Linked DNA regions of Homo sapiens: all the other regions are linked to region 2. A link is a contact called in ENCODE Hi-C or POLR2A ChIA-PET data. All regions are on one chromosome and are shown on one strand. Each heading gives the region's core, a stretch centred on a gene start or an enhancer-like site at or near the end of the contact. The rest is flanking DNA. Distances are from core to core; before and after follow the strand shown. Region 1 holds the start of MID1IP1-AS1 (MID1IP1 antisense RNA 1). Region 2 holds the start of TASL (TLR adaptor interacting with endolysosomal SLC15A4). Region 3 has its middle 25 kb from the start of CYBB.

The links. A loop is a pair of places that touch in the nucleus more often than their neighbours do. ChIA-PET counts read pairs that join two places held with the same protein, here RNA polymerase II (POLR2A). Pooled maps may share reads with other maps.
Region 1: a map with no recorded cell type shows a loop between it and region 2 (8-fold over the local background). The contact joins the promoter of MID1IP1-AS1 here to the promoter of TASL in region 2. A Hi-C loop is called at or near these places in 1 of 37 single-sample maps with no recorded cell type and 2 of 50 pooled maps. POLR2A ChIA-PET finds 5 or more read pairs at or near these places in 2 of 52 experiments (GM10248 and activated T-cell).
Region 3: a pooled map shows a loop between it and region 2 (5-fold over the local background). The contact joins the enhancer-like site here to the promoter of TASL in region 2. A Hi-C loop is called at or near these places in 2 of 50 pooled maps.

The regions. Positions count from the first base shown.
Region 1 is chrX:38,802,488-38,805,187 of GRCh38, forward strand. It overlaps MID1IP1-AS1 (MID1IP1 antisense RNA 1), which reads right to left and starts at 1,396. Exons shown (of 2, transcript NR_046706.1): 1 at 1,246-1,396. MID1IP1 (MID1 interacting protein 1) reads left to right here. Exons shown (of 3, transcript NM_021242.6): 2 at 48-1,926; 3 at 2,196-2,700. The coding sequence starts at 2,460. RefSeq lists enhancers at 23-864, 865-1,706 and a silencer at 1,509-1,728.
Region 2 is chrX:30,576,426-30,579,125 of GRCh38, forward strand. It overlaps TASL (TLR adaptor interacting with endolysosomal SLC15A4), which reads right to left and starts at 1,341. Exons shown (of 3, transcript NM_025159.3): 1 at 1,213-1,341; 2 at 327-441. RefSeq lists an enhancer at 1,363-1,572.
Region 3 is chrX:37,753,814-37,756,513 of GRCh38, forward strand. No RefSeq gene overlaps it. Among named protein-coding and RNA genes, the nearest start is that of CYBB, 25 kb to the right of the region's middle. Within about 2 kb of position 1,403, at least 7 of the 41 ENCODE cell types and tissues checked have a DNase peak (open chromatin) inside an H3K27ac peak, as active enhancers do.

The DNA.
Region 1 (2,700 bases), core at 146-2,645, 8.2 Mb after region 2:
CCAAGGGTCACTGACTTTGTTTTGTTTTGTTTGTTTTTTGTCAACAGATTAGTCCTTGTGGCACCAAGTCAGAATTTCATTCAAAAGACAATTAGGAAGATGGTTTTCTATGGAAAATATTTAAGTGTAGGTCTTAATGTGAAAGAAAGAGGGAGAGAAAGAAACCCCTTTATTATGTTCTCCCTTCCTTAGGCATTTTTTGTCCCGTGGGAAAAAACTGTACTAGGGACAGAGACCTCTGTTAAGTTTTAGAGAAAAGGGATCTTTTTTTTTTTTATTTGAGACAGAGTCTTGCTCTGTCGCCCAGGCTGGAGTGCAGTGGCACGATCTCGGCTCACTGCAACTCCGCCTCCTGGGTTCAAGCAATTCTCCTGCTTCATCCTCCCGAGTAGCTGGGATTACAGGCGCTGGCCACCACGCCCGGCTAATTTTTGTATTTTTAGTAGAGACCGGGTTTCACCATGTTGGCCAGGCTAGTCTGGAACCCCTGACTTTGTGATCCGCCCGCCTCGGCCTCCCAAAGTGCTGGGATTACAGGCGTGAGCCACCGTTTCAGGCCGAGAAAAGGGATTTAAAATGAGAAGCTTGAATCTTATTGAACATAATTGTAGGACTGCCAGAGAGGACTGGTGGATGAGGAATATGGCAAGGGACATGAGATGGGAAAAATTAAATAGGCTGTGGTTTGGAAGTCTCAAAGTGAAATTCAAGGTGCAAGGCTCTTAAAAGTTAAATCCAGCGATTCGGTACATAGCTTAGGCCCTATTAAATGACCCAGTGCTTTAAGAACTATCTTTTGAAAGGAACACTTCACACAAGCACCCTCAAAAATAATTAGACACCTCCCCATTTCTCTGTTAAATGGTGAAAGACACCCAAGACTAGACCTAACTACTGTCACCCTCTCCTGGCCTCTTGGCAGCCAAAAGGCCACATGGCCCAGGCTCTCCAGCATCACTGTGTAGCCGACTTGGACAAAAATGGACTTCTCCCCATTGCCACTTGCAGATCTCTTCAAAGAATCAGCAGATCTGATAGTGTGCCCCTCTTCATCCCCGGCAACCACTGTTAAAGGAAAGATTGGGAAAGATCCCACCCCGCCAGGAGGGAGGCAAAAGCCTCTGACGCTCCCCTCCCCCCATAGCTGACCAAGGCCAGGGCCACTGCGGGAGCACCGCGCGTCCACGTGCACCCAGCATGCCCGGTCACCCTTTATTACGTAAGAGTCCCAGGATGGAGTTGTACCTGCTGCCGGCCCCTCTTCCCCGACGGCTAATAATAAACCCGGGTTCCTGTTTCCCGGCCGCGGCCACTCCAGATTCGGGGCTGAGGGGCTCACTCTGCAACCAAGGCACGTGCATTCTGGTCATCCCACGCGGGGAGCGCGCGCAAGGCCCGCCCAGCCCCCACATGCCAGCCCCACCCTCCAGTCGGTCCGGACGCCGACGCCTTTTTGACCCTCGCTGTGCCCGGCCCTCCTCATCTGGCCTGCCCAGGGCTTGGTGCTGGCGGGGTCCAGCTGCTCCAATCCCTCCTCCTCTGCTCTGCCCTGCCCTGCCCTGGCCTGCCCCGGCGCCCTCCCTCAGCCCGGGTATCAGGCGAGAGGCGGAGCTGGCCCGGCGCGCCCCGCCCCCGCTGTAGAAAGGGCCGGGCGAGTGTTACTCGCGGTCATCCCGGCCTGGGCCTTTTATCTCGGTGCTGCCGGGGGAGGCGGGAGGAGGAGACACCAGGGGTGGCCCTGAGCGCCGGCGACACCTTTCCTGGACTATAAATTGAGCACCTGGGATGGGTAGGGGGCCAACGCAGTCACCGCCGTCCGCAGTCACAGTCCAGCCACTGACCGCAGCAGCGCCCTTGCGTAGCAGCCGCTTGCAGCGAGAACACTGAATTGCCAACGAGCAGGAGAGTCTCAAGGCGCAAGAGGAGGTGGGTGCCCACGCCCCATCGCTGCCCCGGCCAGCTTGGTTGCTTGAGCTCAGGCTTTTCGGAGGGAGAAGTTGTGGTGGTGGGGGGACACCCTTCTCCCCGCGGCCGTAGGTGGGCGAGGAGGTGGGACTGCCCAGCCGCGGGGAGCCACCCAGGCGCCGTCCCGGACGAGCTGTAGCCAGAGAAGGGGGTGCGCGCGGGCAAGGGCGCCAGGCCCCCTAGCAGGGTGAATAATCTAATCTGTTCTTTCGTCTCCGTGTATCAAACAGGCCAGGGCTCGACCCACAGAGCACCCTCAGCCATCGCGAGTTTCCGGGCGCCAAAGCCAGGAGAAGCCGCCCATCCCGCAGGGCCGGTCTGCCAGCGAGACGAGAGTTGGCGAGGGCGGAGGAGTGCCGGGAATCCCGCCACACCGGCTATAGCCAGGCCCCCAGCGCGGGCCTTGGAGAGCGCGTGAAGGCGGGCATCCCCTTGACCCGGCCGACCATCCCCGTGCCCCTGCGTCCCTGCGCTCCAACGTCCGCGCGGCCACCATGATGCAAATCTGCGACACCTACAACCAGAAGCACTCGCTCTTTAACGCCATGAATCGCTTCATTGGCGCCGTGAACAACATGGACCAGACGGTGATGGTGCCCAGCTTGCTGCGCGACGTGCCCCTGGCTGACCCCGGGTTAGACAACGATGTTGGCGTGGAGGTAGGCGGCAGTGGCGGCTGCCTGGAGGAGCGCACGCCCCCAGTCCCCGACTCGGGAAGCGCCAATGGCAGCTTTT
Region 2 (2,700 bases), core at 91-2,590:
AGAAAGACAAAGCGAGAGAGAAAGTAAATGTGGCAAAAAGATACCACTGATTAATACACATGATGAAAATATGGGTGTTCGTTGTACTATTCTTTCAATTTTTATATAGATTTGAAACATTTCTAAATAAAAATTGGGAGGGGGAAAAAACCATATTTAGTTAATGAAGGCATATTTACATTGTATAATGTTTATTAAGAGCCTAGAGGGACAATATCTTATATATCTAAAATAATCACTACATATGAGATGAGAAATGTCTCAGTGACTTGATATAAATACTTCAAACATCATTTTGCTCTGAGATAATAGAATTAGTGTACTACCTTTGAATATCTCCAAAATTCCACTTATGATATGGATGTTTGACACAGACTTCAAATACTCTTCAATCCTCCAGAAGCTTCTCAAGCTCAGAAACAATCTTCTTCTCACACTGACCTATGCAAGAAATGTTATAAAATATCAATATAAATATTCTGTCCAAACCAGGTCTATATTTAAGCACAGATTCATATGCGCAAGACAAAGAATGTTTGAGCGAGTCTAAAGATAATTCAAACAAAACTCCACTCGTACATGCGCTATCTTTAATACCAAAAGGGAAGCTTTCCCCAAATCACCCAGATGAAAGTCGAAAAGCATCCTCACTATAGATCGCATTCATTTTGAATACATCCTGCCACACAGAAAAACACTATCACAAGCTTGCTGAACTGAATAATTGAGAGTCAAATCCAATTGGAAAGGACTGTGATTGTTTTCGTCTCTAAAACTGCATCACCGTAACTGAATTCAAGAGCTGTGTTGTCCCTGCAAAACCCTGCTTAGGTTTTTAGGCCTTCTTTTAAAAATGCAGAAGCTAAACCAGTGTGGCAATTAGTGAAAGAGGACTGCAAAAATAACACAATAAATATTTGCTCAGATCAGTCAAAAATTGTAGGTAAAAATATAAGTGTTTTAGAAATGCTTAGAATGTGGACACGAGGAGGTAAGGAAAGGAAGTATTGGGCTTAATTTCTCTTTATTTTTCAACTCCACTGAATGCTTGTTTAAACTCCCACTTGTCTCTGATATGGTAAGCTAGAAAAGCATTTTAGATGTCATAAGAATGGATCAGCGCTCTCGTGATAAAGGGCTAAGAAAGCGTGAGAAGACAGATGACAAAAAATAATAGCGGAGTTCTAGGGTCCTTTGCTTTCTTTTTCTTACCTTCACTAACCAATCTGCTCATCTGATCCGGCAGAAACACAGCAACTGACCAAACAGAGAGATGAACAAGCCAGCCAATGCTCTTTCCAGAAATTTTCACAAGCCTTTCACTGATGAGACCAGTAGACTGAGCTGCTCAGTGCAAAGCCATTCTTTTTATAATTGGTCCCATGGAAAAAGAGTTGTTTTTGTTCAAGTCCGATTTGTGCTAAAGAGGCAGTGGGAAGTCCCGGGAGGTGGGGAGGCAGTAACTGACAAAGCCACATCAAGCCACAGAATGGTGTTTCTTCCCCTTTTTCGAAAAATGAAACCTATCTACGAAACTGTCTCTTATTAAAATAGTTTATGGTTACACATTTTGTAAGAACCCTAGCAACAGAATTAAATTTCCTTTCTAGAAAAGTACATTATCTGGGATCCTTCACCCAAAAGAAAGCCAAAGTCACATATGACTTTAGGAAATTCTGTTTCGTTACTAATCTATAATTTTTAAGAAGTATTATTTCTCAATGGTACTTATAATTTTTAAAAATGTAAATGAAAAAAATTTTCTCGGCCGGGCGCAGTGGCTCACGCCTGTAATCCCAGCACTTTGGGAGGCCGAGGCAGGTGGATCAGGAGGTCAGGAAATCGAGACCATCCTGGCAAACACGGCGAAACCTCGTCTCTCCTAAAAATACAAAAAATTAGCCGGGCGCGGTGGCGGGCGCCTGTGGTCCCAGCTACTCGGGAGGCTGAGGCAGGAGAATGGCGTGAACCCGGGAAGTGGAGCTTGCAGTGAGCCGAGATCGCGCCACTGCACTCCAGCCTGGGCGACAGGGCGAGACTCCGTCTCAAAAGAAAAAAAAAAGAAAAAAGTTTTCCCTCTCCAAATACCGAAGGTCAAAACAATAATACATGGTGTGGGCAAAGTTGTGAAGAAACAAGCACTCTCAAACACTACTGATGAGATTGTAAACATATTTAGAGGGCAATTTCCCAGTATCTCTCAAATACAAATATTCATACCCTTTGACCCAACAATTGTATTTTTTATAAATTTGTCCAAGCTATATGTTTACACTTGTACACAAAGACTTATGTGAAAAGATATTTGTTGCAGCATTGCTTGAGAAAATAAATGACTAGAAAAAATTATATCCATAAATAAGATATTGGCCAAGTAAATGAGAACGTATGCATACTTAAAATCCTATGTAGGTTGTGTGCGGTGGCTCACGCCTGTAATCCTAGCACTTTGGGAGGCCGAGGCAGGTGGATCACTTGAGGTCAGAAGTTTGAGACCAGCCTGGCCAACATGGTGAAACCTTGTCTCTACTAAAAATACAAAACTTAGCCACGCGTGGTGGTGGGCACCTGTAATCCCAGCTACTCGGAGGCTGAGGCATGAGAATCCCTTGAACCCGAGAGGTGGAGGTCACAGTGAGCTGAGATTGTGCCACTGCACTCCAGCCAGGGTGACAGAGCGAGACTCCATCTCAAAAAAAA
Region 3 (2,700 bases), core at 153-2,652, 7.2 Mb after region 2:
GGTCTTATAGCTTGTTAGTGCAGTGGTCAGGATTTGAACAAATTCTATGTAAGTTTATCATGAAACCACTTTGCAAGAAAAGAAGGGCAAACAGGGTGGGGAGGTATTTGGCTACTGAGCCACCTGGGAAGTTTGGCAAAGGTTGAGTGTGGTTCATCTAAATAAAAGGAACCAAGAAACTCTTTAAATGTATTTGAGGGACTCTTGTCTCGAACCAAGAAACTCTTGAAATATATTTGAGGGAACAGGATCAAGCAAGGACAGCTCTTCCAATTCTCCCATCTCTTCTACATTCTCTTAATTCATCTGGGCAACAACCTGGTCATCCCCATCCCCTACAAAACCTTCCCACCGGACATCTGTACTTCTCCTCCCATGGTTAATAGCCTCCCCTACACCCTCAACTATTCTCTGAACATCTCCACAACTTCATGGCCTTCTTTCCTCCAGAAGACCCCATGGCCTACAGACAGCTAAGCTACAGCAGTTGGCTCTCCAACTACTCTACATGCCATGCTATGAGAGTGGACTAGGCTATGAGAGTTGTTTTTTTCCTAGCTCCTCATTGACATTTCTATACTTTCAATCCTTCCACTGCATGCAGATCCCTGTGCCCCACTGAGGTGTGGGCCTCTCGGCTCTAATTCCCTCTGCCCCTCCTTTGTAATGGGGGTGGTCCATGTACTGCTGTGTCCTCACATGAGTTGCTTTATTAAGAACTCGGGCACTGCATTGCAGCCTGCCTCTCCTCGCTAACATTTGCCATCTTTCTGGGTGACTTCAGTGGATCCAATACCCTGCCTCAGTCATCCTTGACTTCCTCATTCAGAGATCTTCACCTCCATGGACTCCCATAGCCACACTCTGAACCCTGTCATCTCTCAGAAGTGCACTGCTTCTGAAATCTGCATCTCATACACCCATCCTCTGACTACCACCTCCTGTTCCCTGGCTTCCTAATTCACTCACACCCAAGATGACTGTCCTTCAACCTCATCAAACTTTGAGTTCTTTTTGACTCTTTGACTTTGCTCCCATCTTGTGTTCACTTCTTGGCATTCTACTCATCTTAGACTCAGTTCACTTCTGCCATTTTCTTGCACAAATCCTGAATTCTCTCATGCAGTGCCCTTCTGTACCACCTGCAGGCAAAAACCAACCCTGATCAACTCAATTGTCCTCTATACTTGCTCGTGGGTGGGTAAGAAAAGCTAGAAAAGCTACCCACAGACTCCTACCATTACTGATTTATGAGCTCCAGGCTCAACTGGGCCCTTATCTGGGCCTGGAAATCATTTTGCATTTCTACAGTCAAGTCTCCTTTCTGAACAAAAGATACAACATTGAAAACTGTCTTCTGTTTCCTGAAATGTCTACTCACTACCTCACTTTCAACAGATAACCTTGCCCTCTCTTTCACAAAGGAAATGGAAACCACAAAGAGGAAGTCCCTCACCCTGCTGTCCCCAGCCCTACAAATCCTCCTGCATCTGCACTCTGCTCCTTCCCTCTTTTTACAGAGAGGAGGCCCCTCCTGTCTAAAGCAAATTCCATTTCCTTCCTGCCTTGGGCTCAGAAATCTCACCCCATCCAAAATCTTCCATGGTTAGCCTGTCCCTTTGTTGCGACTCTTTCTCAATATTTACAAGCTCCTATATTTTTTAAAATAATAAAACTAGGTCCTCCTGGTGTTCACATGTTTTCCCAATTGTAGCCAAGTCCTCTCATTCTTATCACAGCCTCAGACATTTTGAGGTGTCTCACTACCTCACCTCAACCCACAACATCTGGCTTCCCTCATTGTTTTCCAGTAGGCCCCTTACTGGGGTCACTGTCAACTTCTTATTGTTAAACCAAGGGTCACTTATCAGCCCATTTTTATTTACACTCTTGGCATCAAATGTGTAGTACCTGAGACTCCAGTAGTTGCCAAGCCCCATAGTTGCAGATTTGCATTCTCTTCCCTGCCTGCCTTTTCTCTTCTCTATTTCAGACCCCTCTTCTTCTGCTGTCCTTCAAACCAAGATCTCCAAGCAGCGTTCTTCTTTGGGGCATCCTCCTTTCTAACTGCTGCACTCTCTTGTGACTTTGTTTACCTTATCCTTATCCATGACACCCATACCTATGTCTCCAGGCCAGATGGCCAGATGTCGTTATTGGACTCCACCTTTATGCATCCAACTAACCAGCCAATATGTCCCACTTAGAGATGGTCCCTGCCCAACTCATCTAAACTCAATCCTGTGAAAAGCTGTATTCATTCTCTTTCTCCACATAATGGTTATTCTTGCTGTGCATTTTTTCCAGGGGATGACATTATCATTAACTCAGATTCCCAAGCCAGAAACCTGAGGCCAGCCTTGGCCCCTTCCTGCCTCTCAGCCCCATTTTAGCTTATTATTCAGTCAACAATTCATGGAAATATTACTTTTGAGTCTTTCCATTTCTCTTTCTTGCCATTCTCTGTATTCTCATCTAATTCACATCACTAATATCTCTCCATGTGGTGGTGTAATGTGTATTTGCTATATTCTTTCAGAATATTCAATTATGCTGTAAAAGACAAGAAAATAAATGGGATGAATGAAATTCATACAATGTGCTAGGCAAAGATGACTGTTGTAGTCAGGTCTGACTGCCATAACAAAATACCATGGACTAGATTGCTTCAAAACAGAAATTTATTTCTCACAGCTCTGG